Regions from separate parts of the Homo sapiens genome. Here all the other regions are linked to region 3. The links are chromatin loops, found by intact Hi-C in ENCODE. Cell type or tissue: chondrocyte. All regions are shown on one strand. Each heading gives the region's core, and the rest is flanking DNA. Links, peaks and the distances in the headings are about the cores only. Region 1 holds the start of VAMP7 (vesicle associated membrane protein 7). Region 2 holds the start of TMLHE (trimethyllysine hydroxylase, epsilon). Region 3 holds the start of VBP1 (VHL binding protein 1).

Region 1 (10,599 bases), core at 3,472-8,471, 660 kb after region 3:
CGGAAAAAAATCTAATGCCAAGTTACAGACCTTTTTCATGAGGACACCAGTTTTGTGGTTTACCATTCCATTAGAGTATGCATTCTTTTTTAAAAACATTTATTTAATTTTTAAATTTTAGATTCAAGTGGTATGTGTGCAGGTTTGTTACAAGGGTATATTGCATAATGCTGACTTTGAGCTCCTAGTGAACCCATTGCCCAAATAGTGAACATAGTACCCAATAAGGTAGTTTTTCAGGGGAAAGAAACTGCTCTATTAAAAAGAAACCTTGCACTCATATGTTTATTGCAGCACTATTCACAATAGTAAAGTCATAGAATCAACCTAAGTGCCTATCAACGGTGGAGTGGATACAGAAAATGTGGAACATATACACCATGGAATATTAGGCAGTCATAATAAAGAATGAAATCATGTCCTTGGCAGCAACATGGATGCAGCTGGAGGCCATTATTCTAAGTGAATTAACATAGAAATAGAAAACATAGGCCATTATTCTAAGTGAATTAGCAAAGAAAGTGAAATTAACATAGAAATAATTTCTATGTTAATAGGAATTAACATAGAAATAGAAAATCAAATACTACATGTTCTCACTTATAAGTGAGAGCTAAACAGTGGGTATACATGGACATTAAGATTGAAATAAGAGTATGGATTATTAATATCAATCAAAGAAGAGAACCAACAGATGGGAATACCCTCATTTTATGCTTAGAACTTTGAACTGGAATTGTTCTTAATTTTCCATCAAAATTTTAAGAGAAGATAATTTAAAAAACTGTGCTGTCCTTCAGTTTCATCATTTTATGTCTTAAAACTAATCACTCAATATCTGATAGCAACAGTATCTATCTCAAAGTCATTAGTATACCTTGGTTATTAAGATAATTCAAATTAGCCCTTCCAGTGAAGTTGACATCATCTTTGCTATTTTTAGAAACTTTGAAACTTAAGAAAATGAGTTGCTTCTTCACTGCTACACTTCCACTTTCTGCACCAAGCCTTGGGCTTGCCCTTAGGCTTTCCTTTTTAGAATGTTCGTTTTCTGTGAAGCAGGCCTTTTCTGTTACTCTCCATGCAATGCGTTAGTTGTGGCTTTAAAGAGAAAAATTAGCTCCCAGTTTCTCCAGAGCTACAAGTTACTCGGTAAGAAAGAGAAGTCAAAAAGTGAAATAGTCTCAGAATTTGGAGTTTCTATATGAATATTCCATAGGTTTCTTAAATATTAGGAAAAGATAAAAAGACAAGCAGCCAGGGGAGGTGAAATTGGTAACAGAATGAGAGGAGCAAAACATGCTAACTTAGTAAATAAAACACTTGAATAACTTTGCCACATCAGAGCAGGTATTTCTATATCTGCATGCTCACGAGTTTTTAGAAAAGGCTAATGAAACTGCTCTCCAGATGGGAGTTGATGTCAAGTCTTATGGCAAGTGACAATGCTTTTGGCATTATCACAATATCATGTCACTTCACCTAAAAGGTGAAGAATCTACAATAACTCTGTTTGCTGAAGATCTTGAAAGTAGGAAGTGAAATCTGAATAGAGATACCCATGGGGCACATCTACTACACCTCTGTAATCTGCAACCAAACCAGAGGCATTCTCTGACAGAAAAATATTTCTTTGGACAAAAATAAATATATAAAGAGAGTTGGGTCATCAGCCTTCTTTTGCCAGAGTGCTGAGAAGAACAAGAAATTTAAATAATCTATATGAAGAATTTAAAATTTCCTTTATATACACAATTTAACTGTGTGCATATAAAATTAACAAAAATGCACTGATATCTAGCAGGTTGTTTAGGGAATGGCTCCTATAATTAGAGAGAAAAACGGCTTGCCAGAACGTGAACACTCTATTACCAATAGCTGCACATAGTCATTGAAGGTTTAAATCAAACACATCTGTGGCCTTTAAAAAAATTTTTTGCCTGCCAGCACCATGGCTACAAGCAGCTATTAAACTGAGATATAATAAATAATCAAAATGTGGATGCTGGAAGTGCTTGACACATTATGAGAAGCAGTGTTCCTATCACAGATATAAAGAAATGGCATGTTCTTGATGTAATGAGAAATCTTACTACTATGTGGAACACAGACACCTCGGAAGTAATTAGCTGGGGATGGTGGCACGTGCCTGTAGTCCCAGCTACTAGGAAGGTTGAGGCGGGAAGATCGCTTGAGCCCAGGAGTTCAAGGCTGCAGTGAGCTGTGATCGTGCCACTGCACTCCAGCCTAGGCAACAGAGCCAGACCTCATCTCAAAAAAAAAGAAAAAAAGAAAAAAAATAATTATTCACAACTGCTTTGCAAAAGTTCATGTTAGAACCACAGATGGCTCAGATGAACAAAGGAAGATATGTGACGACTCTAACTGGAATAAGCTGCAACCAAAAATATGTCCCATACTCAAATGTCAATTATTTTATAGCTATTGATAATGTGTTAGTTCCCTCTACGGATTGTGAATTTCAAAAGAGAACAGGTATCCTTGATGTAGGTCTGTTTTCAGCATAGTATAAGAGGAAGAAAAGTTGCCTAAGTCCAAACATCCAGGAGAAAAGAAGCATGAACAGCAATGGCAATCAGTGATACACTGCAATCATGTGATTTTGATTCAAAAGCAACAGAATCACTAGATTTGTTTGTAAACCACAAAATAACACATCACGTGAAGCTGGAAGCCATTATCCTCACCAAACTAATGCAGGAACAGAAAATCAAACACTGCATGTTCTCACTTGTAAGTGGGAGCTAAACAATGCGAACACATAGACACAGGGAAGAGAACAACACACACTGGGGCCTGTCGGGGTGGGGTTGGGGGAGGGAGAGCATCAGGAAAAATAGCTAATGCATGCTGGGCTTTAATACCTAGGTGATGGGTTGATAGGTGCAGCAAATTACCATGGCACACATTTACCTGTATAACAAACCTGCACATCCTACACATGTACCCCAGAACTTATAATAAAATAAAAATAAGTAGGATAGAGGACAAACTGCTAAATCTAAGATGCATATTTGCAGCACTGCCTAGCATAGTAATAATTTAGAACATCTGGCAGCCCTTTAAAAGTCAACAGACTGCTTTCATCTCTGTTATCTCATCTGATCGTGCTAGGGCTTGGTGGATAGAATTATCTCCATTTTACAGGGGAGAAAACTAAGGCTCCAAGATTTAGTAACTTACTTCAGTCCCATCAAGGGAGAACTGGATCAGATTCCTGATCCAATTGCCAGGAGGCAAACCCTGATCCAATTGCCAGGATCCAATCTTGATCCAATTGCCAGGAGGCAAATATTTCTGCTGTCCCACTGGAATATAGGGCTTTCCTGGCCTGCCCTTCTAGGGTCTGCATTTGCCAGCCCTAGGATGAACACTTATACAGGAGCTATTTCTAAATGTCTAGATAGCCATGTTTATCAGTGCCCCACCATTCACTATGGTAACCCTAGATGCTGAAAATAACCATATTAAGGAAATTAGCCTGTGTACATTCACTCTCGTCATCATCTTGGTTTTGGTGGGTTTTGGCTGGCTTCTTTACTGCAGTCTGTTTTATCAGCAAGATCTTTATGACCTGTATCTTGTGCTGACCTCCTATCTCATCCTGCGACTTAGAATGCCTTAACTGTCTGGGAATGCAGCCCAGTAGGTCTCAGCCTTATTTTACCCAGCTCCTATTCAAGACAAAGTTGTTCTGGTTCACATACCTCTGACAGGGAGGCCTCAGGAAACTTACAATCATGGTGGAAGGCAAACGGGAAGCAGGCACATCTTACATGGCCAGATAATTACACTACAAATTTTAGGGTATAAATAAGATTACTTTAGGAGAGAATATGGAGTAAGAGGGGGCTTTGCTAGAGTCCTGAAAGCTCTAAAGAGAGGCGATATTTAGAGTTCACACAGCTTAGTAACTCAGATCTCTCTGACTCTAAAACTCATTCTTTTTCTAGGATACTATGCTGCCTCTTAAAGAATAGATATTGAATACAATATAATTAAGTTGATATTAATACCAAATGCGAACCTTTGCAAAGGGGAGATAAAGCAAGGGGAATGATTAAGATCACCAGGAAGAGTGTGAAGAGTAAGAAGAGAAGATGGCATAGGGCAGAACCCTATGGAATGTGAACATTTCTAAAGAAAATGAAGAGCTGCCACAGAGGTGGGAGGAGAACCAGCAGGGTGTAGTTCTTGGAAAGAGCTAACAGAATAAAGGGGTTCAAAAAGGAGGGAATAAGGGCCGTGTGTGGTGGCTCATGCCTGTAATCCCAATACTTTGGAAGACTGAGGCGGGTCGATTATGAGGTCAGGAGTTCGAGACCAGCCTGGCCAATATGGTGAAACCCCGTCTCTACTAAAAATATAAAAAATTAGCTGCCTGTGGTGGCGCACGCCTGTAGTCCCAACTGCTTGGGAGACTGAGGCAGGAGAATCGCTTGAACCCGGGAGACGGAGCTGGCAGTGAGCCGAGATCGCGGCACTGCACTCCAGCCTGGGCAACAGAGTGAGATTCCATCTCAAAAAAAAAAAAAAAAAAAAAAGGAATAATGAAACTAAAGTCCTGCAGAGTTGAAATACGGTAATGGCTTAAAAGTATCTATTTGTTTTAGCAACACTGTTGAGAATTCTGTCTGTAAAGGAGAGGTGAGAGAAAGACCACTAGCTTATCTGTGTTTGGTCTGTGTTTGATGAGGGGGCTTGGGGTATGGGGTTAAGAAAGGTGACTTTGGAATGTTTTAGATGAGAGAAATTTTGACAGCCTTTAAGTCCTGATAGTAAAGAGCGAGTTAGCAGAGAGCCGTTGAGGAGTCATGCAACGGAAGGGTTCATCAGAGGAGCTTGACTCTGAGTCGGCAACAGGGAATAGAGATGGAAGAGGGCTGGCTTAGATCAAAGGAGAGTAGTCGTTTATTATTATTATTATTGCAAAAAGAATAGGAGAAAGGATTGGTGAGGGGTACAAGAAAATTAGAAAATTTCATGGCGAAAGTAGAGGCAGTTCCTGTCAGATGAATTCTATTTTGTCTGTGAGGAAACGGGCGACGCTGCCTACTGAGACTAAGCAGGAGAGACGGGGCAAGCTTGGCTCTTCATTTATGCCGCCTACTCATTGCTGGTAGATTCTTTATCTAGCCTGCATCCTCTCATTTTCCTGGATCCCTATACGGCATTTGACGCTGTTTACCACAAGAGCTGTCGAACGAACGTGAAACACTCAGTGATACTCCAACCGGAACTACTACTCCCAGAATGCAGTACGGCTCCTGGGAAGTGCGGGGGGCTGGGAACGCAGCAGGCCTAGCCGTGTCGCCTGCTGCCATTGGAGGAGCGCTCCCACTCCCAAGAGGCCACGCGTAGACGGGGCGCTTCATGCGGAAGTCAGCGGCGTCCGGTCCCAGCCTCCTCTGGGAGCGGGCAGTTGGCGACCCTGCACTGACCCGCGTCCCTCCGTCCCGAGCCCGCGCGCCCTCAGAGGGTGCCCGGACAGGTAAATGGAGTGGGGTGCGCCTGCGGGAGGCGGGGAGAGAACTGCGGAGGGAGGGCGGAGGTGTCGATGGAAAGGTGCTGGGGTGGAGCGAGGAGGCAGTGCAGGGGTGACTTGGGCTTCTCTGGTGTCGACAGTTCCAGTTGTCGGGCAGGACCAGTTTTGGCGAGGTGCGTCTTATGCCACTGGAAAGGCCTCGAGTTAAAGAGTGTCAGAATGCGTCACTTAAGCTGTCATTACAGGAGGGAAAAAATGTTAACTTTCTCTCAGTTTGTATTCTACAAGACCTTTCTGTAGCATTTAAATCTCTTGAGATCGCCAGAGTCTTCTAAAAACTCTCTACGTCCTTGTTCGATGACGTCACTTTCTGCTTCACCTTCTACTTCTGGCTGTTTATGCTCCTTCGTGGGTTCCTAGCCCCTTATTCGCCCTTCCTCCACTGCTCAGTATTGACAGTCCCCTTCTTCCTCTGTTCAGGGACTGTATTTCTGCCTAGACCCGTTTCCTCAGCTTCAGACCTGTTTGGTGTTTTTATTAATGGCCAATGTTTATCAAATTCTGACTGCGTACTTTGGTAAATGCTTTACATCTCCGTCTCCCATAACTCTCACAACCAACCAACTGTCTTCATTTGGCCTCATTAATTGCTTTCAACTACCTGTATCTCCATTATCCCTCCCTTGATCCCAGAGGATACAGTCATGTTTAGGATATTAATTCCCTTTGAATACCTGTGGCTGAGAGCAGATCCATTCATACATTTAACAAATATTTATTGAACGGCTGGTATATGCTTGACACTCTTTTAAGTGCAGGGGATACAGCTGTAAACAAGACTTAGGAGGTTGCTACTCTCAGGAACTTACATGTTTGTGTCTAGAGGGGAAAACAGGAATAATCAGGATTATGTTATATATTGGTTAATGCAAAATAAAACAGGTGGTTGACTTGAAAGGATGGGATCCTATCCTAAGAAAGTCAGAGGTCAGGGCATCGTCCAGAAAGAATAGTTGTAATACCAACAGGAATAATCTTGATCTGTAACATGACTTTTCGTAAACACCTCTTCTTTTCCCCTGTCTAAGCAGTGTTTATTCTTCATTCTTCTATCTCCTCCAAGGTTATTGCATCAGAATTCATGGTTTATCTGTAGTTGGTTTATTCCTTCTAAGACCCAGAGAGAAGAGTGGGGGATTGGATTACTATTAGCTCAACTGCTTTATCTTACTTAGAAAGATAGTTTGGTTGTGAAAATATTATTCTTACCAGGTCCTTCTGAATATAAAGTTATCTACCATTTATAGTATATTTTAAAACCAAAATATGCTCAATGTTCACTCATTTATTCAACAGATATTTGAGGGAATATTAGATGGTAGGCACTGTGCTGAGCACTGGGAAAATAGGGTAAAATAGACACTTTGACCTCTCTTCCAAGGAGAAATAATCCTAACAGTATACTGAGGAAATTTCTAAGGCATAGGCTGACACCTGCATTCCTGTTCTTCATCCGAGGTGAGATCATCACAAAACATTAAGACATTTCCTGAGCAATTGCGGACATTCTTAGATTATTCACTTATTATACTTTATTGCATTTATTTATATCTGTCTTCCCCATTGTTCTATGGCTCCCTCAAGTATAGGAGTCCCTTCTTCCTTAACTTTATACCTCTAGTGTCTACTTTGACTGTCATATAGTAACCCACCAGTATATACGTGTTGAACTGAAATAGACTCCCTATTTGATCAAATTTAAATGACATGATTTATACAAGGCCTTCTTTATGTAAGGCCATCAGCCGTATTCCTCAACCTTCTCATTCACCAAAGGTGGACCATTCCATCTTATCAGGCTAGCTTATGTACCTTCTTTACCTTGCTCTCAGTGCCTTCTCTTCTTCCATCCATCCCTCCTAAAAGGATCTCCCATCTCTTCCCAAGCACCTTGTGTACCTCCCTCCATTAATTTGGTGGGCCAGTTAATTTAATAATCTGCTCATGATACAGGGGTGGAAAAAAATTAATTTCCTTTTTATATTTCCTATGAAACATTCTGCCAATGAACTCTTGCAAGAATTAATGTAATAGATCCTACTGCAATAATATAATGATACAGAATACTTTTTAAAGATTTTGCATTGACTATCACCATGTGCTATGTAATGAGTTAATTCTACTACTTTATTTGAACAGTTGTATAACCTCTGTTCACACAGCATGTTTTGGTATCATTTGGTTTCTACTTGGTAGAAACACATCTTTTTTTTTTTTTTTTTTTTTGAGACGGAGTCTCACTCCGTTGCCTGGGCTGGAGTGCAGCGGCGCGATCTCGGCTCACTGCAACCTCCGCCTCCCAGGTTCAAGCAATTCTCCTGCCTCAGCCCCCTGAGTAGCTGGGATTACAGGTGCACACCACCACGCCTGACTAATTTTTTTTTGTATTTTTAGTAGAGACGGGATTTCACCATTTTTGGTCAGGCTGGTCTCGAACTCCTGACCTCAGGTGATCCACCTCGGCCTCCCAAAGTGCTGGGATTACAGGCATGAGCCACCATGCCCGGCCAAGAAACACATCTTTGAGTATTACTTTCTCAGCCTGAGGTAATTTAAGTGGTAATGTTATTCTGCCACATTGTCATTTTCAGGATGTCAGATAAAAGCCTCAAGTATTAAAATTAAACTTTTTTTTTTCTTTTGAGACAGAGTTTTGCTCTTGTTACCCAGGCTGGAGTGCAATGGCATGATCTTGGCTCACCTCAGCCTCCACTTCCCGGGTTCAAGCGATTCTCCTGCCTCAGCCTCCCAAGTAGCTGGAATTACAGGCGTGCGCCACCACGCCTGGCTAATTTTGTATTTTTAGTAGAAACGGGGTTTCTCCATGTTGGTCAGGCTGGTCTCGAACTCCTGACCTTGGGTGATCCGCCCGCCTCAGCCTCCCAAAGTGCTGGGATTACAGGCATGAACCACTGCGCCCAGCCAAAATTAAAGTCTTATTCCATGCAGGTATCTTTCAATTGTAAATCATTACTGCAAAAGACAAATTTTGTCTTTATAACTGATTAAAAACAACAGCAGTACAAGAGTGCTTGAGTCATGACTGTCGTGAATTTAGGATGTGCCAACCTAAGATCAGCCAGATACTTCTAAGATGTAAACATTAAGCATTGTTATTTTAGGTGATTTATTGACACCTATTTCTTTATAGACAGGAATGCAAGTGCAGCACTGAATTGTGTGCCATTGCTCGTTTATAAGATACACATGTAGATGATCCAGAATATTCTTATACATTTTTCAGTGTTATCAAAATACAAATGCAGAATTAAAAGATTTCTCAAAACACATGGACTTGGCCTTTCCCCTTACTCAGTTACCTGAAACTGTCTTCAGCCTCTACTTGAAGATGCTTCTGCTGAGGAGGAGCATTTTCATCATTGCTGTTCTATGTTATTACCAAATTTTTTAATACAGGCAATTTCTTACTTACAAATGGATATATTCTAAAAGTACTGTTGTAAGCTTATTGTTTGGAACGCTGGATGCATTTCCTTCTATAAATAATGCTATCCATGACATTTACACTGTTATGCCAACCAGTATCATTTTATTAACTTTTAATTTAGTGGACTCGAAGACCTTCCCCACAATTTACAATAATTCCTCTATTAAAAAACTGCATTTATAATTCTCATTTGAATTCCCTTATAGCATATCTTTTTTTAGAAACCCAACAACTAGAACAAAAATATCCTTTCTTTAGTCCCTTAACATAGTAAAAACAGGCTTTTCTAACTCCAAACTGTTGTGGGTGACCCTTCTAGCCCTTAGCTCTAAGGACAGTCCTCCAATATGAGCAAGGAAAACGAAGGGACAGAGGTTTTAGAGAGGGAGGCAAGTTGGGTGATATGAGTATCTGGAAAGGGAAGGGTAGGATTTATTTGGGATGAACAGTGAGTTTCTAAAATGGAAGTTTGCATTGCTTGTCAGCCTTTTGGCTAAGATCAGGTGTAGTATCAGTTTAAAATGGGGGTTTGTTGTGGGTTGAATTGTGTCCTCCAGAAAGCTGTGTTGAAGTCCTAACCCGTGGTACCTGTGAATGGGATCTTATTTAGAAATAGGATCTTTGCAGATGTAATTAAGATGTAATTGAAAATGGGGTCATACTGGAGTAGAGTGGGCCCTTTATCCAATATGACTGGCATCCATATAAAAGAAGAGAGACAGAGAGAATGCAGTGTGAAGACACAGATACAGAGAACACCATGTGACTACAGAGGTAAAGATTGAAGTGCTGCACCTCCAAGCCAAGGAACACCAAGGATTGCCACCAAACTATCAGAAGCTAGAAAGAGATAAGGAAAGATTCTCTTCTACAGGTTTCAGAGGGAGCATAACCCTGCCAACATCTTGATTTTGGACTTTTAACCCTCAGAACTGGTAGGCGATACATTTCTGTTGTTTTAAGCAACCAAGTTTTTGGTACTTTATTACTGCAGCTACAAGAAACTAATACAGGATTCTTAGCAGGAATAAAGTAGAATTGGGATGGTGGCTGTGGGACCAAGTGGGGAGTGAATAGGAGAACAAAGAGGAACAGTGTTGATATGGGGCTTTCCTTTATGTTGCATTATCTTTTTTTCTTCCCTTCTCTCTCTGGCTTATCTTTTCATTCTTTTTCTTCTTGGATCTTATCTTTATATAGCACTTTATGGTTTATTAGGCATTTACATACTGCTAATAATTAGCAGAGCCAGGTTTTCTAACTTCAAGTGCAGTGTTCATTGTGCCACAATTGTTTCTGTTATCCCAATACTCATCAAGACGTTATGGATTCTATTACAAGACACTTACAATGGGGGCAGGTAAGACTTCATAGGTGGGATTTTTAGCAGTATAGCAGAGAGGAAGGAATTCCTATTAGTGACATCTGGAAGGAAAGTAAAGTTTCTGTTGCTATGTACCCACTGTTTAACAGTCATTTTTAAGTTGGGGACTGCTTTTATTGGAAGAAACACTACTTGCGTATAACTTATATTCATTGTTCCTAGTTATATTCTGAATAATGTGCTCCCTGTTCCAGGTGACTG
Region 2 (10,599 bases), core at 2,468-7,467, 400 kb after region 3:
ATGTACAAAAATCAGTAGCATTTCTATACATCAATAATGTCCAAGCTGAGAACCAAATAAAAAATGCAATCCCATTCACAATAGACATAAAAAAAATAAAATACCTGAGAATACAGCTAACCTGGGAGATGAAAGATATCTGCAATGAGAATTACAAGACACTGCTGAAAGAAATCGGAGATGATACAAACAAATGAAAAATCATTCCATGCTCACGGATAGGAAGAATCAATATTGTTAAAATAGCCATACTGCTCAAAGCATTTTATAGATTCAATGCTATTCTTATCAAACTACCAATGGCATTCTTCACATAATTAAAAAAAATTATTCTAAAATTCTTATGGAACCAAAAAGGAGCCCAAATAGCCAAAGAAATCTTAAGCAAAAATACAAACTTGGAAGCATCACATTACTTGATATCAAACTATAGAAGTCTACAGTAACCAAAAGAGCATGGTACTGGTACAAAAACAGACATATAGACCAATGGAACAAAATGGAGAGCCCAGAAATAAGGTTGTGTGCCTACAGCCATCTGATCTTTGACGCTGATGAAAACAAGTAATGGGATAGATACTCCCTATTCAATAAATGGTGCTAGGATTGCTGGTTGCTGTGTGCAGAAGATAGAAACCAGAAGGCGTCTGCCTTCTTTACACCATATACAAAAATCAACCCAAAATGGATTAGACTTAAATGTAACAACTAAAACCATAAAAACCCTTGAAGAAGACCTAGGCAATACCATTCTAGACATGGGCCCTGTCAAATATTTCATGACAAAGACATCAAAAGCAATGGCAATAATAATAAAAACTGATAAATAGCACCTAGTTAAACTGAAGAGCTTCTGTACAGCAAAATAACCTATCAATAGAGTAAATAGACAACACACAGAATGGGAGAAAATATTTGCAAACTAGGCATCTGACAAAGTTCTAATATCTAGAATCTATAAGGCACTTAAATTAACAAGCAAAAACCAAACAACCTCATTAAAAAGTGGGCAAAGGATATGAACAGACACTTTTCAAAAGAAGACATACATGTGGTCAACAAGCATATGAAAAAATGCTCAACATCACTAATCAATGAAAACCACAATGAAATACCATCTTACACCAGTCAGGATGGCTATTACTAAAAAGTCAAAAATAACAGATGTTGGCGATGGTGCAAAGAAAAGGGAACACTTATACACTGTTGGTGGGAATGTCAGTTAGTTCAGCCACTGTGGGAAGCAGTTTGACAATTCCTCAAAGAACTTAAGACAGAACTACCATTTGACCCAGCCATCCATTATTGGGTATATACCCAAAGAAATATAAATCGTTCTGCCATAAAGACACATGCATGCATATGTTCCTTACAACACTATTCACAACAGCAATGACATGGAGTCAACCTAAATGCCCATCAGTGGTATATGGAATAAAGAAAATTTGGTACATATACACCATGGAATACTATGCAGCCACAAAAAGAATGAGATCATGTCCTTGGCAACAACATGGATGGAGTTGGAGGCCATTATTCTAAGCAAAGTAACACAGGAACAGAAAACCAAACACCACATGTTCTCATTTATAAATGGGAGCTAATATTGAGTACACATGGACACAAAGAAGGGGACAATAGACACGGGGGCCTACTTGAGGATGGAGATTGGGAGGAGGGTGAGGATCAAAAAACTATCTATTGGGTACTATGCTTATTGCCTGTGTGATGAAATAATATGTACGCCACACCCCTGTGACACACAATTTATCTATAGAACCAACCTGCCCCTATACCTCTGAAACTAAAATAAAAGTAAAATAAATAAAAACCTTTGCCCTTCAACATACAGTAGTAAGAAAATGAAAAGACAAACCACAGACTTGGAGAAAATATTTTCAAACTACATATCTGATAAAGGACTTGTATATAAGCAACTCTTACATCTCAATAGTAAGGAAGCAAACAACCTAATCAGAAATGGGCAAAATATGTGAGGAGACATTTCTCCAAAGAACATATACAAATATCTAACAAGCAAATAAAAAGATGCTCAATTAGCCATTAAGGAAATGCAAATCTAAATCACAATGAGATACTTCTCCACACCCTCAAGAATAGCTACACATTTGAAAAAAACAAAACAAAACGGGGAAATAACAAATATGGTGATGATGTGAAGAAATACATTGCTGGTGGTTCATATAAATCTAGTAACTGTAAAATAGTACAGCCCCTTGGGAAAACAGTTTGGCAGAAAATTAAACATACAGTTATAATATGACCAAGTAATTCCACTCATAGGTGTTTAACCAAGAGAATTGAAAACGAATGTCCACCCAAAAACTTGCACACAAACGTTCATAGCAGCTTTATTCATAATAGCCAAAAGATAGAAACAATCCAAGTGTTCATCAACTGATGACTAGATAGACAAAATGTAGTATACTGATGCAATGGAATATTACTCAGCTATAAAAAGGAATGAAGTATTTATATATGCCACAACATTAATAAACTTTGGAGACATTATTTAGATGAAATTTTCAGGATAGGCAAATCCATAGGCACAGAAAGTAGATTAGTGGTTGTCTGATGCTGGGAGTAGTAATGAAGACTGACTGCAGATGGGCAAGGAAGATGTCACTGACGTGATGCAAATGTTTTAAAATTAGATTGTAGTGATGGTTGCACCACCCAATAAATTTATAAAATCACTTTAAATATGCAAATTTTATGGCATGTAAATTATCCTAAATACAATATTTAAACACTGTGAGCATCAAGAAAAAAAGAGAACTTTCATCTCCTTACTTTGACAATTTATTAGGGATCATACAGAGGTCATTAGGCTGTTTGTTGTTGTTGCTGTGGTGGTGGTGGGTTGTGGTTTTCCCATGAGAGTCGAGGGTCATGCAACCATTTGGTCTTTTAAAATAAAAATTTTTAAATCAATTAAAAAAGAATATTGCTGGCTTGAAATTTGGAGTAGTCATGGGACAAAGAGAAGTGGATGGATTTTTTAAAATATTCAGGATGTAGAAGTGACAAGATTTTGTAGCAGTTAGATATAGGGAGTGGGGAAAGGTGAGGAGGCCTCAGACTGAGTATGCTTAAAGTTGAATTCCTGTTGTCCTCCCGAACTGGCTGTCCTGTGCTGCCAATCTCAGTGAATGGATCAGCATCCTGGCACAGAGTTGACATTCATTGATTGCCTTTGGAGTGAATGAACAGAGTATGATGAATAGAGTGAAAATATAGCTAAACAAGGCAGACACCAGGTCCTGCCAAATAGCCAATGCAAAACTCACCCTTCAGGTTGGCTCAGCAGATATCCAGCATAATTTTTTTCTCACCTTTCAAACCATTTGGGAAATCATGAGGTATTTTCCTCATCCAGAAGAACACTCACCTACATATCAGCCACTCCTTCCCTAGAACCTACAGGTATGGAGCAGGCTGGGTTTTTTCAAGAGCCTCTTATCCTGTAAATCTTTACACAGGGCAATGGCAGGTGCATGTACAGCCCATATGAGCCCAGGGGATGCTTGGTATTATAGAAAGGGGATCACAGTGGTGCCCAACTGATGGATCCGTGTTCAGTTTGCAGGAAGAGACTCTTCCCACCAAAGAGGTTTGTTAATCCTGGGGTCCCCCTCCCAGCCCCTGGAGGCATCAGATACAGCTGTCAGAAACATTGTAAACACCCAGTGATCCACTTGGCTGGTTTTACTGTTGTTCCCAGGGTTGACAAGCAGAAATACAGAACAAATGGTGGTTCCTGAAACAGAGGCCAAAACAAGGAAGTGATCTGTTCCAGTCCAAGCTTCCAAGAAATAAAGAACTAGGTGGGGCACACTAAACAAGCCCCCAGACTCAACCACCCCAGTAAACATTCCCTTCATCACACTGGTTATGAGATAAAGTATAAGTTTTTTAAGCCTTATTATAAATAACCTTACTTAACGTCTTCTGGTTGTTGTGAAAATTATAGTATTTTGCAAAATATATGTTCACCATTATCATTACCACCAGTTCCTTAATGAGGAGAAACCAGAAGTTGACACCAAAATGTTGATCCATAATGTTTATAGTCCTTCTTTGTCTTTATAGTTAATGTAAAATAAACTGTATGTAATTTTTACTACAGTGTGTCCTGAAAGGGCAAACCAAGCTACAAGCAACTCTAAAAGACTACTACTGTATGGGAGTGGATTATGAAAGTGTTTCTTAAATATGAGAGCTCAAGTTTTTCTTTCAGCGACTGAGTTAAAGCACGCAACTCATTTATCATGAGACTTTTGCTAGGCAGTGTACTATGTCCACTCAACACACATCATTTTAGGCAATCATCTGGTTAAAACGTTTAATAGTATGGCATTCACAAACCCATTCTTCAGAGTTGACATTCAATTAATGGTTTGAATGTCGTTTCCAGGGCAGTCAGGAGTATTTAAAGGCTTTTCCATTGTTTTCGGAAGAGAAAGAAAACTTCCTAGCCTAACTTACTTACCCAGAGCCTTGCTCCAGAGGGGGCAGACAAAGGGTAAAATCTGGGCAGAGAACATTAGTGGATATGAGAACGAAAGAAAGTGCTGCAAGATCTTGCAGACAGCTGAGTTCCACCTTCCACTCTACTGCCGAACAAAGTGAGGCAGGAAGAGGGTAGGGACTCGCTGAAAGCTAAACACCAAGTCAGTGACAGATCCAGGGCTGTAAAGTCCGACCGAGATTGAAACAATGTACACTGGGCGTCAGTCCCAACGCGAGCTTGCTCCAGCTCTTCCAGCTCTTCCTGAGCGCTAGGCCCATCCGGCCTCACGCTGATCTCCGGGCAGACTCTGTCGCGCAACTGGCACAGATCGTGACGACAACCCTGCGGCAAGGCAGGAGTGGCCTTCCTCTCCGCCAGGGTTAAGGTGAGTACCACCGCCCTTGGGCCCAGCAGCCCGGGTGAGAGCCTCCGCCGCCCACTGCGACAGGCCTGAAAGCGAGCGCCTGGGTAAACCCACCCGTAGCACCCATGGGGACACCCCTTCCCTGACCCACGGGACGGAACCCACCTGTGCTGGAGGTCGTGACTGCTAACTCCGCAGAGTGGGCAGAATTCCAAGCAAGGAGAGTCTCGGGAGGCAGCCTTTCACCCGCCTTTTGCCTTTTCACCCCCAAAACTGTCGGCCCCACGCTCCCCTCCCCCAGCCCGCTCGGGCCCAGCGGAGAGCCTGTAGGCCCCGCCCCACTCCTTCCGGCCGTGCAGGGTGGGTGCCTCTGGCGCCCGGGACTTCGCCCGGTGCTAGGGCGTCAGTCTCCCATTCGGAAGGACTGGGCCGGGGCACTCTATTCAATCGCCTTTAGTGAACATACTTGAAGCTATAGGTGCAGGGATGAGAAAAAACAGGCCCATAAAGCTATAAAACCTGGGTCCCCTGCCTGCCATTTCAGTGCTCCTCCCGAGTCCTCCCACTACGCTTCTATTTATGGTAGTTTATCCAGGTTTACTAGAAGTAAAATTCTACTACCTTTCCACCATTTTCTTGAGTTTATGGAAGTCATATACCGCTCATTACTCCCATCGATTCAGCTGAGCATCTTGAACCCAGGGTCCAGATACAGTGCTACATACAGTGAGCACTAGAAGGGAATACCCATTAGGAATGAACACCTTATGCAGGTAAAAATTTAAGAACGATACATATTACAAAGAAGGACCAAAAAGTATACTGAAATAGTATATGCAATGGAAATCCAAGGCAGATTTAAAAAATGAGAGTAAGAACAACAAAAAAAATCAAATGCATATATACTGAAAATGGGAAATTGTGCAGTATTATATTTATTCGAGATTAAAAGTGTTAATCTAATGTCAAAAAAGCAATAAAGGAATTGGTTTGTAGAAGTCAGGATCAACAAAAGAAGAAAAAGCCTCCACATCTTTGCCCTGGAATTCCTTCTGCCATGAATGCTCTTACCCGGCACTTGTTTATTTGGAAAACGGCTACTCGTTATTTTTGACTCAATTTAGATAGCACCTCCTCTGTGAAGCCTTCCCTGTCTTTCCCAGATAAGTTTGTATATTTTTTTTCCCTAGGTCCAGTATGCCCAATGGATCTCGTACAGGCCTCAAGAGTACCACTTACTCTAGATTATAATTTCTCTTTCTGCATGTCTTTGTCCTCTAATGAATAAGTAGCTTCTTGAGAGCAGAAAACTTGTGTTTTTCATATTTGTTCTCCAAGCACAGAGTCTAAAATGTCTATATATTTAATAAATATTTGTTAAAAAATTTCTAGAACCAGTGTGTAAACAAAAGGACATATCCAGAGTGTGAATGTAACATAAAGAGGAAAAACTAAGTACAATGAGAATCTAGATTTAGTCTGGCTGGTATTCATTCATGCAATAAACATTAATGAGTGCCTACTGTATGCCAGGCACTGTACTAAGATCTGGGTGTAAAATGATAAACAAAGCCCAGATATAGTCCATGCCCTTATGCCCTTATGTTTAAAGAACAAATTGGAGTTGGCCAGGCAAATGGGAAAACAAAAAAAGTTTTGGGCAGAAAGAACAGCATGATCCAATGTCCTGTAACAGGAAGATCATAACTGTAGCAATTAGAGTGAATGAGCTCACTTAAAGCTAAGCTGAAATCAACACAAAGTACTCAGAAAAGGCAACAGGTTGATAGACAATACCTGTTTGTTTGAGTCAGTAAAAGAAGCAAGTTTCCTTAATAATAGTAACCAACATTTATAAAATGTGCACTATATGCTAAACACTGGGCTAAGTGTTTGTTTTATATCAAACACTTAAGGTAGATGATATTATTTCTACTTTAAGGATAAGGCAACTGAGGCACAGATAGGTTAAGCAATTTTCACCAGGATCACATGGCAGATAAATTTCAGAGCTGAGATTCAAACCTAGGTAATTTGGCTCCAGACTCTAGGGAGCCTGGATATTTTACTTTTAATAAAATATAAATTTTACTTGTAATAAAATAAAAGTCAGATATTTTACTGTTTCCTCTCTCTGTGTGTGTGTGTGTAGCAGGTCACATGGTGTATGGCACAGAGTGGAACTTCTTAATATTTTTGGAATGAATGAATAGCTGAATAAAAGCAATAGGTACAAATGTGCTAGAAAACAAAATAGAAAAAAACAATAGTATCTGGGTCTTTTTATGTTCCCGCCACACCAGCTGTTCCTAGAACACACCAAACTTGTTCTTGTTCTGCTTCCAAAATATAATCTGCTCATGCATTTGTCCCTCACTGTACTGCTAACATTCCGGACCAGAGTTTGGCTTTTTTTTTTTATCTGTGAAGGGTCAGCTGGTAAATATTTTAGGCTTTTTGAGTCACATACAGTCTTTGTCTCCAGGTATTAAATTCTGCTTTCATAGAGTGAAAGAATTCACAGACAATACATAAATGAATGCGTGTAGGTATGTTCCAATAAAAGTTTATTTACAAAAACAGGCAAGAGGCAGGATTTGCCCTGTGGGCAATAATTTTTAGACTCTTGCTCTAGGCCAAATTATCACCATCTCTTGCATGGACTACTGTATTAAATGATGTCTGAGAGCCATCATCTTTGACTAACATCTACACCTTTGTTTTATCAGCCTCTCAGTGAAGCTTTAGTGATCTCTAATCATATTCATAACCTTGAGTTCTTGAAAGGTGGTTAAAACTATGTGTTAATTGTGATTGTGAACTTCGATTTATCAAAGATGGTCTTTAAAAGAACTACTAGTGATCTTTGAAAGAGTTAAAAAATTAAAGAAGGAAGATTTATTATAAAAGTAGTGACTTTTAGCCAGAAAATAAATATTCTGGACACAGTGCAATGTTGAATTTGGCTGAAGCTTTGGTCTATGACAAGAATCCTGCTAGGTATTCTATAGAGAAACAAATAAATGCTAAAACTTTTCAGAAATCATCTAGACCATACAAAATTTTCCTCACCTATTCATGGACAAAAATTTGGTAAAGCTGAAGGGTATATTAATTTGTGTTTCGGTTTATGAACATTTCTGACTCTGGGGATATGAACATTTCTGACTCTCAACAGAAATGTGATTCAGCATAAACGTAGTAACCTATACAATTAATTTTGCAGTGAAGAAGTATTAATTAGGACTCATTAGTTAAAAGTTATCAAAACCTACCTGAAACTAACAAGCAAAAGAGAGAAATTTATGGGAAGATAATAAGGTGTTTCACAGAACTCAAGAAGGATTAGAACAATCAAAACTTTTAAAAAGGCAAGGTATAGTTAGGCCTCAAGAATCGTCAAAAACAAGGATTCCAGTGACATTGACTCTATCATTCTTTTACCCCTATTTTTCCCTGCACATTTATCTGGGGTCTCTCTCTCTCTCTCTCTCTCTCTCTCTCCTCTCTCTCTCTCTCTCTCTTCTCTCTCTCTTCTCTCTCTCTCATCCCCTCGTTCCCTTCCTTGCTTTCCTCCCCACTCCTCTCAAGCTCTTTTTGTTTCCCAAGTCCATGTAACAGTAGATACGGTTACGGACACCTTCCTAGATTTTCATATTACAGATTCAACCACTGAAGAGAGACACTAAGCCATATCAGGTCCTCTGAAAAGCAAATCTACAGATCTATCGTGGGTAATGGCTGGCAAGATAAAGAGGAGATTACAGTACAGCTCTATGGAAGTCTCAACCACCCCAACAGAGACTGCTAATTAGAGGAATCCTGCGTTAGACAGAAACAGCCCTAGTACACCTCTTGTGCTCAGAGATTGGCTGGAGATGCCTGGGAAGGGAATGGCCTTGGATCAAATGATGCAAAAATAATCCCAAAAGTGCTCCAGCTGGAGACTGTTAGCTGACTCCACTCCTCATAGTAGGTTTTCCCTTGAAAGATCTGAGAGGCACTCCCTGGTTACCATAGACCTTTATGGTCCTATCTCCATAAATCTATGAGGGATTTATTGGCCAAGTTTGAGACTGGTGGCCACCTAAGACCAATCAACTGTAGCTAGGTGAGCGATGTCACATATACCAAAGGATAATTTTCTCAGTTTTCCTGGGGCTGAGGAATTCCCTGTAATGTGCTAAAACCACAACAGTTCAGGGCAAACTAGGATGCTTAGTTATTTTATTAGTACCCATGTTAATAGGGGTGGGAAAGTTAAAACCGTCCAGTAATATCCTACTATATAAACAATTGTACTTTACTGTATTTATGGAGGAAATTCTATGTATAGTGGTTTTATTGGATTAGGATAATTTATAAAGGTCTCAGAAGAATTCCCTTGAAGATGACAAAAATTTCATACTTTAATTCTTGCATGCTGGTTCCCTTGTGCATTTATACATTCTTCCTCCATCTAGAATGCTCCTCTCACTGCAACCTCCCTCTCCTCAACCTTGTCCTCACTGTTAGAAATGCTTCTTGCCCATTTCTCTAGTTTCCACATGGAATTATTTCTCTAAATTAAGATTAAATCACATAATAAATGCCAAGCACATATCATAGGACATGGCATAAAATAGGGGCTTGTATCAGTCAAGGTTCTTAGTTGCATGCAACAGAAGCTGAAGCTGACTGATTTAAGCAGGAAAAAAAGTTATGTTGGGAATGACACTGGATCAGCACTCTTGCCGTTAGAAACATCATAAAACTGCATAAAATATGCAAGGAAACTGTTTAAAGATATTGAGCAATAGTCAGCCCATGATTATGATCCCCAGGAAAAGAGAAACTCACAAATCAAGCCCCAAGACTGCCTTAGCTCTTTGCCTGGTGACTATTTTCTGATCCCAGCATCAAGAGCTAGATTCCAAGCTGAGCTTGCAGTCTCATTGAACGAAGGAGGAAAAGATCAGAGCTCAGGGTAGCAGAAGCATCTGAAATCTATGGAGCAAGGCATTAGAGAAGACAATCTGTGCAGATGTTGGGACGGGTAAACATATGTCTTGGGGTTTCCAGCAAAACTTTAAAAAGAGGAGGAGTTATAGAACTTCTTGGTTTCAAGACTAACTATAAAACTACACTTATCAAAACAGTGTGGTATTAGAGTAAGAAATAACAAATAAGTCAATAAAATAGCTCAGAATCCAGTAATAGGCCGACATATATTATGGTCATATATTTCTTTGGTTTTAACCTTCTATTTGGAAATAATTGTCAATTCACAGGAAGTTTCCAAAAAATACAGGGAGACCTCGTGTACCCTTTACACAATTTCCTCTGATGGTAAAATCTTGCCTAACTCTGGTACAATATCAATCCAGGAAATTTACATTGGTAAAATCCACAGAGCATATTTGAATTTTACCAGTTACACATGCATATGTGTGTGTGTGTAGTTGTATAAAATATTCTATGTGTAACTTTGTATAATGACGACCACAATTAAAATGTAGAACATTTCCATTGCCACAAGCTTTCTCATGCTGCCCCTTTATAGCCACACTCACTTCCCTTTCTCCTCCTCAACACCTGGCAACCATTAATATGTTCTCCATCTCTATAACTTTGTCATTTCAAGAATGCTATATTAATGGAGTCAGGCAATATGTAACCTTTTGGGATTGGCTTTTTTTCTACTCAGCTTAACTCCCTTTAG
Region 3 (10,599 bases), core at 2,709-7,708:
TTTTTACATCCATGCTTTTTATTGGGTTTGGTTGGAAAGGAAGAGCTTGGGTGGACATGGGGGCAGAGGGATTTGGAGGGTGTAATTACTCACCTTGGGGCCCAAGATCAGGTTTTCTAAATTGAGAATTGCATAGTTACAGAAGGAACCCGGAGGATCCAGTGGGATCTAGTGACAACCATGGGATGCAGAATTAGTACTAGTGCCCTGATGACTCACCAGAGGTCGTAGTCAAAATGTATTAGCACTAGAAGTGAGTCTGGAGATCCTCTAGTCCAAAGCTCACATTTCACATGTGAGGACACTGAGCTAGATAGGTGAAGACACTTGTCTAATGAGGCACAGCCTGTTAAATGACAGGGTTAAACTAGAACCCAAGTTCTAGGGCCTATTACACAGTGGCAAGCCTAGAAATGGATTCTGGAAATAAAGCAGGGTAATGTCTGGGAGTCCCCAGGGCCATCATTCTGGCAGATGAGGTGGTGGGGTGGGGGTTGCAGAAGGGTTAGTTCCCTGAACAAAGGACCTCTCCACATCACCTTGGATAAATAACATCAGTCCCAGGAAAAAGGAAATCACATTGCCACATTTTACCTTGTCTAGGAAAATCCTACCTTGTCCTCTCTTGTATAAACAGAGCAAAAACACTGAAGATACAATAACAATACACAGTGAGAACACTACCAGCACACTCAACAACCCAGGGTAGTGAGTATGGAGGCCCATTGGCATGTCTGGAAATAGAATACACATGTATTCTGACTTACTAGGAAATAGCCCCAAGAGGCTGGGGTGGCTTAGCATGCAGGAGCACTATCACAGTTGAGTGCCCTCCAGGGGAGTTCCAAAGCCCCTAGGGGAAACTGCACTTTCTGCTCTCAGAAGTCAGGATTAGAAACTGAATCAGAAGGTCGAGCAGAGGCTGTCTCAGAACATCCTGAAATGCTTGGCATCTCTCTGAAGGCCTTGGGCTCTTTCCCAGTGGGCTTCCTGGGAGGAAATGACCCCAGTGACCAGGCTCAGGAAAAAGGAGACACATTCCCCCAGCCTCAGGATTTGCAGCTCTTCAGAGTAATTTCAGAGGCTTGTGGAGATTGGGACAGAACCTGTTACCTGCACAAAGCTTCCAGGCAAAGATGGAGTGAGAGTTGTTGTCGGTTCCCGGCTGTACAAATTTAAGTCAACTCTTGGTTATCTGGGTTCTGGAAGTTGCTAAGGATATCACCCTCTTCTTCCAGGGGACTCCAATTGTATGTCACATCATTTTCTTCCTTCTCTGCAGAGCACATTAGTGTGACATTTACAGGTACTATTCACTGAAGTCATTAAACTCTGGCTTCCCAAAATATGAGCCAGTGGTGCACCAGAGCTGGCTTGTACCAGCTTGTGAGAACCAATTGTTAAATTTCTAGAAATTCTGCAAGATGGTTGTTAAACACAGCCATCATTTAAAATTAAATTATAAAAATTTACAATTAAATTCTTTTAAAGGCAAAGGTAATAAATATTCAAAATTTATCACCTTCTAATTATTTTTCGACATTTGAATGTTACCTATGCTCTTGAGGTTATTTACATCGATTGTATCTGTGTGCTACTGGGCATGTCCTCCCAACTCGACATGGATTGAAATCAGCCATTGTGGGAGTATCCAGGCTACAGAAATTGGTAGATGCTACAAACTACGGCTTGATCTATGTTTGTCACTCTAGACTTGAAAGCAATGGAGAAAATGTTACTAATGCAGATTCAGCTTAAAAGTGAGTTGTGTCTGTAGCCATTATTGTGAACAGCACCATAAAATGAGGCAATATTTTTCTGGTATTTGAAAACCATTATCCAATTCAGCAAATAAATCACTCACATTGTTGATGAATGATCCAAGTACCAATATAAAAATAATTGTTGAATTACTTTTTTCTTATTACTTAACATAAATGAAAATATCAAGCAACATTCATGTCAGAACTACACTAGTTCATCAATTGCAACTGTAGGTTGTCTAGGGAGATATGTATTTGGCAAAAATCAAAAGCATCCTGTCAGAATTGGTTATACAGAATTAACGATAAAGAGTATTGTATATTTTATTATCACTTATGAAATTGTGTGCTATACACCTTTTACATCAATACAATTTATAATAAATATATACCCCCTTTCTAAAGAGAATTAGTTGAACATTTATCAGCACAACACTACGTGAAATGATTGTTTAAGTTGTTCTGTTTCCTGTTGTATGCGTATTTTCTTTACATTTTGTTTTGTTTTGTTTCAAAAGTGTCCATGGTGAAAAACTACAACCTTTTAAAGTCTGTTTTAAAAAATGCTTTTATTAAAGCAATCTAAAGATAAGCTGTAAAAGGTGTGGGCTACTGAAGGGTTGCTAAAGACCAATCATATTTAGTCAGGTAATAGCTAGATTTGGATCTGGCAAGAGGAAGGTTTTTTTTTTTTTCTTTTCCTTTTTTTTTTTGCTAAGAGATAAGAAAATGACCACCTATAGAGTTGATAAGGTTAGTGTACTCTTGGAAAAGCTGCTGCAGCCATGGCAGGAAGGAAAGAATTGGTATACAACTTTCTAATTAAGAGAACACTAGAAAGGAAATATATTCAGCAGTATAAATAAGGGAATCTTCTGTTTGTACCTGTAAGGGAGTAAAACATGAGCGATAAGCTGATAAGGCTTTTGGCTCCAAAAGAAAAACCTGGCCCGAAGTGTCAAATACTATATCTCTTAGAGGGATTTATTCCAAATTAAAATTAGTGATAATTTGGAGAAATATTTCCTAAAGTTTGAAGTAAGTCCTTGATTGGTTCTAACAATGATTAATATAGATAGGGATCAGTGAAGTTGAACAAAATTTGCATGTGTATCTGATATCTCAATGTTTTTCTGTAGAAACGTTACCTACTTTTCAAAAACAAAATTTTTTTTTGGAAGGCACTGAGGTGGGGGAGAGTGGTGAAGAATAGAATTCCCATATACTTTTCTCTCCAGGAACAGAGACATTATCTTACAAAACTGCTGACCAGAAAAGGTCAGAGTCATGGTTAGCTAACATGTCTTCATCCTCCCAAGCCAAATCGCATAGAAGCCACTGGAGAACTAGTTTGGAATTCCGGCTTCACTACTATGTAGTTGTAGGATTTTGGAGGAGCTGTACAGGTTCACTGAGCTTTAGTTTCCTCATTCACAATATGACGATACCAATTTCTTCCTCATATTATATCTAAAGACATATCTATGTCTATATGCTTGATCGTACATTATGTGCGGAGATAAACCGGTAACAGTGATTGCCTCTGAGAAGAGAGACTTACTTTCCATTGCGTAATTCTTAGGCTCATGGTAGAATTTGTGCAAGTGGATGAAGCACTGCCTCACTGGGAAACACTCCAGTGAAATAAAGCACAGAAAAGAGCCCGAAGAATAATTACTTGGTTCTGTATGACACATGTGCTTTTAAAGGGTTGTAGTGTAGGATGACATTGGGTAAGTCCATGGGCCTAGAAGCCTAGGTGGAGTTCTTAGGATTTTGTATGTAGACTATGAAGTTTTGGAAACGTTTGAGCTGGAGAGAAGACATTCTGATCAAAGGTGGCTTTCAGGAAAGGCTGGTGCGACAGGCAGGGTATTTATTAGAATGAGGCCAGTGACCACTCTGAAACAGACACAAAGTAAGTTCCCTTCAAGGGGCAGGAAGCTCCCTGGGATGGTGAGACCAGAAAGGCACAGAGGCTGAACCCTCGTGATGGCGCTAGGTCCCAGGTTCGCTAGCATCCGAGAGAGGGGATTGGGTCGCTCCAGAGGCCATTGCGAAGGCTGCTGCCAGTTCTAGGGTCGGGGTGGGGTCAGGCTAGGTCCCTATTCCTAGGGCTTTAGCACCGCTCACTCACAAGACCCCTTTTCCCAGGAGGACGTATGGGTTTTTCCTGTCGCTCCAGCTTCTCTTTCGCGGCCCTTCCACGCTTGTCACTTACCTGAGCGCAGCCAATCAGCACCTAGAGGTTGGGCTACTTTCGGCCAAAGGAGAACGGGGACTTGTGGGGGACGCTCCCTGCGCACCAATGAATGTGCATGGAGATGGAGAGGCGGGCCTGCAAGTGCGAACAAGCCAATCACGGAATCCCGGCGGCCGGCGGCCCGGGAGGCAGTCGCGCGCTCGCATCCCCAAGATGGCGGCCGTTAAGGACAGTTGTGGCAAAGGAGAAATGGCCACAGGGAATGGGCGGCGGCTCCACCTGGGGATTCCTGAGGCCGTGTTTGTGGTAAGAGGCACGCTGTTCCCTGGCATCTTGGCTTGAGGCCTTGGACTGCCCCTTTCTTCCCGGCTCCCACCCAGGCCTCGACTGTTGGAAGGAGCTGAGCCAAGTGTTCAGGGAGGGGGCGCTCGGTCTGCTCTCACCCCTCGCACCTGGACAGATTGAGCTCTGCTGGGGGCCCGCCCGGAAGAAACGTAGCTCGAGAAGGCCGTAGAAGAGAACGGGGTGCGGGGCCGGGACGAGGGGCGAGGGGCGAGGGGCGGCGGGTGGCAGGGCAGGGCGGCCTGAGGGACCTCCGGGCTGCCGCCGGTTTTCGTCCCCCTGCTGGTTGGAAAAGGGGAGGTGGTGAGGAGCTCTCGACTCAGCATGGATGCTGGAGACACAGTACAATGAATAGGCAGAACAGCCAGTGCTAAGATGTGAAAACCGGGAATATCACTTTGTCTGTTGAAGGAATGCAGTGGTCTCGGGAATGTTGCCTCGGGAAATGGAAGAAGAGACCGATGGGAAAATAGGATGATAGGTTGGGAGTGTAAAGTCCTTCTGTGTCTTGCTAAGGAATTGAGGTTTTCCAGTAGGCAACGGGCTGTCATCAGAAGGCCTTTCGTTTTAACTACATCATTCTAACAACTTAGTGGAGAATGAATTGTTGAGAGAGGAGGCTGAACCCTCCTGATGGCGCTAGGTCCCAGGTTCGCTAGTGTCCTAGAGGGGATCGGGTTGCTCCACAGGCCGTTCTGGAGGGCGCTGCCTGTGCTGGGTGGCTTTTTAAAAATTTTATTTTATTTATTTAATTTAGAAATAGTAGTTGAAAACTATTTGACTAATGAGAGAAAACATCTGACTGGCCCTCCAGGCCAGGTCATCTGTCTGTCCCCACTTAGCTACTATAAAATCTTCATGGAAGTTTCTCAATCTTTTGGTTTGTACCTTACCTTACCTCTGCCTTTTTTTTACTAACTACGTCTTATATCCTTCTAAAGACTCATTTATTTATACCACACTTGATATTGTATATTCGCATTTGCTGATTGAATTTCGTAATTGGTTATTATTTTGTGTTTTTATGAGCTGTGTCATTTATTTCTCTACATTGATCTATTATCTAACCATAACAAGGAATAAAATTTGTTGAGTGCCAGGCACTTTCTTAATGATTTTACAAAACTCGAGGTGGTAGCTACTACTGTTATGCCCGTTTTTTAGATGATAAAACTGAGGTACGGGGCACTTGAGTAACTTGCCCCAGGCCACACAGGATGTAAGTGAGGTATCCAGGGTTTGAACTTGGACAATCCGTGGAGGTCCAGACTGGCAGCTTACCCCTCATGCTCTGCTACTGGGAGGAGGTGAGGTAGTTCTCATGAATCGCCCTACTTCTCCTGGTCATAGCATAGTGCCTCACACATAGTATAAGCTCAAACTAAGTGTCTAATTGAATTTCCATAGGGCCTTAAATGTTACATTCATGGTGCTCAGCTAGAGATGGCGTCAGAAATCTAACTCGGGAGGAGACACTTTATCTGAGGGCTTTATAATGTCTTGAAATGCTTTTTCCCTACAATGTCGTGGTTATTTTTTTCTAGACCTTAAAATTTCTACCAACATAATGTAATAAGCAACCCAAATTTTATATAACTGTTTATGTTTCCAAACTATTAATAATTGAAGTGACATGGTATTGTAGAAAGATTATTGGCCTCTAAATAGACCAGGGTCTGAATCCTGGCTCTGCTTCCCAGTTGCTGCTTAACCTTAAGCATATTATTTTACCACTTTGAGCTTGAGTTTCTTTAACTGAAATAGGGATGACAATACTTAGAGAGTTGTTATGGGAAACAGAGAACATGCTTGCAGTATTGCAGTGTAGTAGGTGTCGAATAGGTATTAATATTCATGATGATAGGAAGCAATATACCATAGTGGTTAGAAGTCAGACCCAGTCCATTCCCCAACCCCGCTGAGGCAGTAATTTGTTTTCTTTCTCTGCTTGAATTGTTGTTTCACCCTTGTCCATTTCATGACCTCTTCATCTTTCCACATCTAGTTCAGATATCATCTCCCTGTAGTTTTCTCTGACCTCTACCCCAAAACAAAATCCCTGGCACTTTGTGTCCCTGTGGCACATTATGCTATACATAGGTGTCACGTACTCTTATAAGCGTTTCACATATGCTAACTCATTTAATCCCTGGTGACGAAAAGGTACTTGTACAGATGATGAGGAAATTGAGGCAAAGAGAGGTTAAATAACTTCCCTAAGGTCAACTCATCTAATGAGTGGCGAAGCTGGGATTCAAACCAGGCACCTCCTGTCTCTTAACCACAGCCTATGCCGCTATAGTTAATTCTTGCTAAACTCCAGCACCTGATAACATGTATCATGTGCCAGAAACTTACACTTCTTTCTCTTCCCTGCAGTGACCCTTCTAGGAAGATGGCATCTCTCTTTAACATACAGAACTCAGCCATTATCTCTCAGCCTCACCTTTTCAATTTCCTTTACTGTCTAGTTTGATGGCTTCTTAGTTCACTCCCTTGCTGTGTTTCTCTTCCTTTTTCTTCCTTGTTTCAGCTAAGATATTCTCTGGTAGCTAGTAAATATGGATAAGAATAATGATGTGAAGATCTTAGAAGCTATAAGATAATTGAAGTTACTTATAATAAAGAACTAGAGTTCTGTAAAGTACTAGACGACTCTTGTAGCATCTCTTTTAAGTTTCATATATTTTCATCTTGTTTCTGATCCTTATCTAATTAACTAGCCTTTCTTCAAGGATCAGCATGTGGTATAAAAAATATTTTAACATCAGTTTTACTGCTTTTCTTTTGATCAGTTATTACTGTTACAAAAGATTATTCTGTTTGCCTTTTAGGTTTACTTTGTTTCAGTTATTTGATACTGAAGGAAGCATTTGTGGATTGCCTTGGGAACCCAGTAACCATATTTAGTATGATTTCTATGGTAAAACTTGTTGAATTAAAAATAAGTAATAAAATTGATAATCTTGACATGCAACCTGTAAAATCATTTTGTGAATAGGATGCATGAATAGGCAATGTATTTGATTGTTAGTTTCATATTTACTACTAGGGATGCATGGGAAATGCATAAAGTGGTGGGCAAGGTCATTCTTCTTTTCCTATTTTTGAATAAAAAATGAAGAGGAAAGTGAAAGAATAAATTAGCTATATAATATATATGTACCATCTGAAATTGTCTCTAACTTTTTATAACTACAGGTTGAGCATCCTAAATCTGAAAATCTGAAATCCAGAATGCTCTAAAATCCAAAACTTTTTGAACACCAATATAGTGCTCAAAGGAAATGCTCATTGGAGCATTTTGGACTTTGGATTTTTGGATTGAGGATGCTCAACTGGTATAATGTAAATATTCCAAAATCTAAAAAAAAAAAAAAAATCTAAAATCCAAAACAATTCTGGTCCCAAGCATTTTAGATAAGGGTGCTTAACCTGTACTTTTAGTTAAAAACAAACCTTTGGAGAAAAACAAAGCTTTTTTTTCTTCTATGTTTTAAAAACAAAGCAGTCAAAAAATCTGAGTGGCATGAATTCTAAAATTTGTAAAGTATTATTTTTGATATTAAAGGAAGATGTAGATTCCTTCATGAAACAGCCTGGGAATGAGACTGCAGATACAGTATTAAAGAAGCTGGATGAACAGTACCAGAAGTATAAGTTTATGGAACTCAACCTTGCTCAAAAGAAAAGAAGGTAAGTGTAAAAATTTCTAAGTTTTGAAAATCTTATATGACTTGAACTTTTAAAAAATTGAGATATAATTTACATATAATAAAATATTCAGATGTCAAGTGTTCAGTCCTCCAAGGTGGCTGTACCATATGAAATTCCCACCAGCAACGTACAAGAGTTCCAGTTGTTCCGTATCCTTGCCAACACTTGGTATTGCCAGTCTAAATGTGGTTTTGAAAACATAATAGAATGGTTGTTAAAGACTGTATTCCAAAGCTTTCAAAATCATAACGTCTTATATGTCTAGTTCATCCTTCTAATTTTGCCAGTGAGATTAGAGACCCACAGAGTCTGGGCATAAGACTTAATTAGTTATGAAATCCCAAGATTTCATAACTAATAGGCATAGGAAAAAAGCTATCCTTACTCTCAACTCTTTATTTCCCTACATTATTTTATATAGCTTATAAAGTCAATTCACTGTAATAAATATTTATAGATCTCTGTTTTGTGCATGTGCCAGCATTCTTCTGTAAGATAAATATTTATGGAATGCCAGCTAGATGCCACATACTGTTTTGGGTGAAATAACATCCAGTATCTGCTTTCAACAAGGACACAGGACTGGGCATGGTGGCTCAAACCTGTAATTCCAGCACTTTGGGAGGCTGAGGTGGGAGGATCACTTCAGTCCAGGAGTTCAAGACTAGCCTGGGCAACATAGGGAGACCCCCGTCTCTACAAATAATTAAAAAATAATTAGGCTGGGCCCGGCGGCTCGCACCTGTAATCCCAGCACTTTGGGAGGCTGAGGTGGGCAGATTGCCTGAGCTCAGGAGTTTGAAACCACCCTGGGCAACATGGTGAAACCCCGTCTCTACTAAAATACAAATAAATTAGCCAGACGTGGTGGCATGCGCTTGTAATCCCAGCTACTCGGGAGGCTGAGTTGGGAGAATTGCTTGAGCCCGGGAGGCGAAGGTTGTAGTGAGCCGAGATTGTGCCACTGCACTCCAGCCTGGGCAACAGAGTGAGACTCCATCTCAAAAATAATAATAGTAATAATTAGCTGGGTATGGTGGCATGCATCTGTGGTCACAGCTCCTCTAGAGGCTGAGGTGGGAGGATCGCCTGAACCCAGGACGTTGAGGCTGCAGTGAGATGTGATCATGCCCCTGCACTCCAGCCTCGGCAAAAGTGCGAGACCCAGTCTAAAAAGCAAACAAACCACACAAAAAACTAGGGACACAGTTTGGTGGAAATTATAGGTATATAAATAAAATTAGCACACAAAGTAGAACAGTAGAGGTACAGGGGGATGGTAACTCATTACTTTGTACCAAAGCACCTCATTAACCTGGAGGGGCCAAGGAGGTTCAGAGGAAGCTTCTAAGAGGAACAGATAGCTGTGTAGAATTTCAAAGATTAGTTGTGAGTTTGGAGGCAGACTAAAGTGAGGAAGGGGTAGTCTGGGCCTAAGGCACCATTTATGCAAAGGTACAGAAGTTTGTAGGTATATTTTCTCATTTGATTTTGGTGACAGTTGTACAAAGTTGAATATGTACTGAGTATTAGATGAGATGAAAAGTCATTGACATGGAAAGATGGAGAGTGTTAATGGACAGAAGCAAGATAGAAAACATTAAGAACAGTGTGCTCTCGTTTTGGAAAAAAATGTATGTATGCACAGGAATATCTGGAGAAATCCACACTAAAGGCATATTAACAGTGGTAATCTCTGGGTAGTTAGAATATGGCATTTTTCTTGTTTTTGCTTAGCTGTTTTCTTAATTTTTTACAATGTACATGTACTGCTTTTGTGATAGTAAAAGTTTATTTGAAAAAGAAAAATAAAGCCATTGGATTTGAGATCACCTACAGGGAGGTTACAGATAGAGAAGAAAATGTGCCTTGGGGCGGGGTGCAGTGGTTCATGCCTGTAATCCCAGCACTTTGGGAGGCCAAGGTGGGCGGATCGCTTGAGCCCAGGAGTTCAAGACCAGTGTGGGCAACGTGGCAAAACCCTATATCTACAAAAATTAGCTAGGTGTTGTGGTGCATGCCTGTAGTTCCAGCTACTAGGGAAGCTGAGGTGAGAGTATTGCTTAAGCCAGGGAGGTTGAGGCTGCAGTCAGCTGTGAGTGTGCCACTGCACTCCAGCCTGGGCAACAGAGTGATGATACCCCGTCTCAAGAAAGAAAAAAAGGAAAAGAAAATGGGCCTTGGGACCAAGTCCTGGGAGAGGGGGAAATTTGCGTATCAAACTTAAATTGCTCTTCTAACTAGTAAATTAATGATAGACAAAAACAAAAAAAAGAAAAAAGTTATATTGCTAACTCTACAACTGTGGTATGTAGCAGGATACTCACTCTAGCTTAACATATGGTCTAGGCCTAAATGTGGGGAGAAGGGGTAAAAATTCAAAGCACTTAGGAAACATCAGTGAACGTTGGTGTTCTGGATGAGAACAGTGTTTGTCTAGTGTTTTAAAAGAGAATGGTAGAGTTGGAGATAGTGAGTTAGGAAAATTTTCTTGAGTTTTACCTATTTTAATAGTGGGTTGGTCATTTTTTTGAGACAGGCTTTCTCTCTGTTGCCCAGGCCAGAGTGCGGTGG

What was found. Peaks named below come from ENCODE experiments on the same cell type or tissue, not always from the same donor. Only the 100,000 strongest peaks of a DNase experiment are listed, where the experiment ranks them.
Region 1: a loop joins it to region 3, with 10 times the contacts of the local background. A loop is called at or near these places in 5 of 110 quality-filtered maps.
Region 2: a loop joins it to region 3, with 8 times the contacts of the local background. A loop is called at or near these places in 2 of 110 quality-filtered maps.

Annotation. Positions count from the first base shown.
Region 1 is chrX:155,875,937-155,886,535 of GRCh38, forward strand. It overlaps VAMP7 (vesicle associated membrane protein 7), which reads left to right and starts at 5,409. Exons shown (of 8, transcript NM_005638.6): 1 at 5,409-5,512. In chondrocyte, for the core only: no CTCF peak of the experiment used is centred there; a DNase peak (open chromatin) is centred at 5,395.
Region 2 is chrX:155,607,729-155,618,327 of GRCh38, forward strand. TMLHE (trimethyllysine hydroxylase, epsilon) reads right to left here and starts at 5,224. Exons shown (of 8, transcript NM_018196.4): 1 at 5,064-5,224. It overlaps SPRY3 (sprouty RTK signaling antagonist 3), which reads left to right and starts at 4,858. Exons shown (of 3, transcript NM_001304990.2): 1 at 4,858-4,919. In chondrocyte, for the core only: no CTCF peak of the experiment used is centred there; DNase peaks (open chromatin) are centred at 4,903 and 5,233.
Region 3 is chrX:155,212,304-155,222,902 of GRCh38, forward strand. It overlaps VBP1 (VHL binding protein 1), which reads left to right and starts at 4,157. Exons shown (of 6, transcript NM_003372.7): 1 at 4,157-4,272; 2 at 7,880-8,004. The coding sequence starts at 4,180. RefSeq lists enhancers at 3,810-4,598, 3,909-4,203, 4,201-4,280 and a silencer at 4,451-4,540. In chondrocyte, for the core only: CTCF peaks have their summits at 4,585 (motif pointing left) and 4,818; DNase peaks (open chromatin) are centred at 4,098 and 4,418.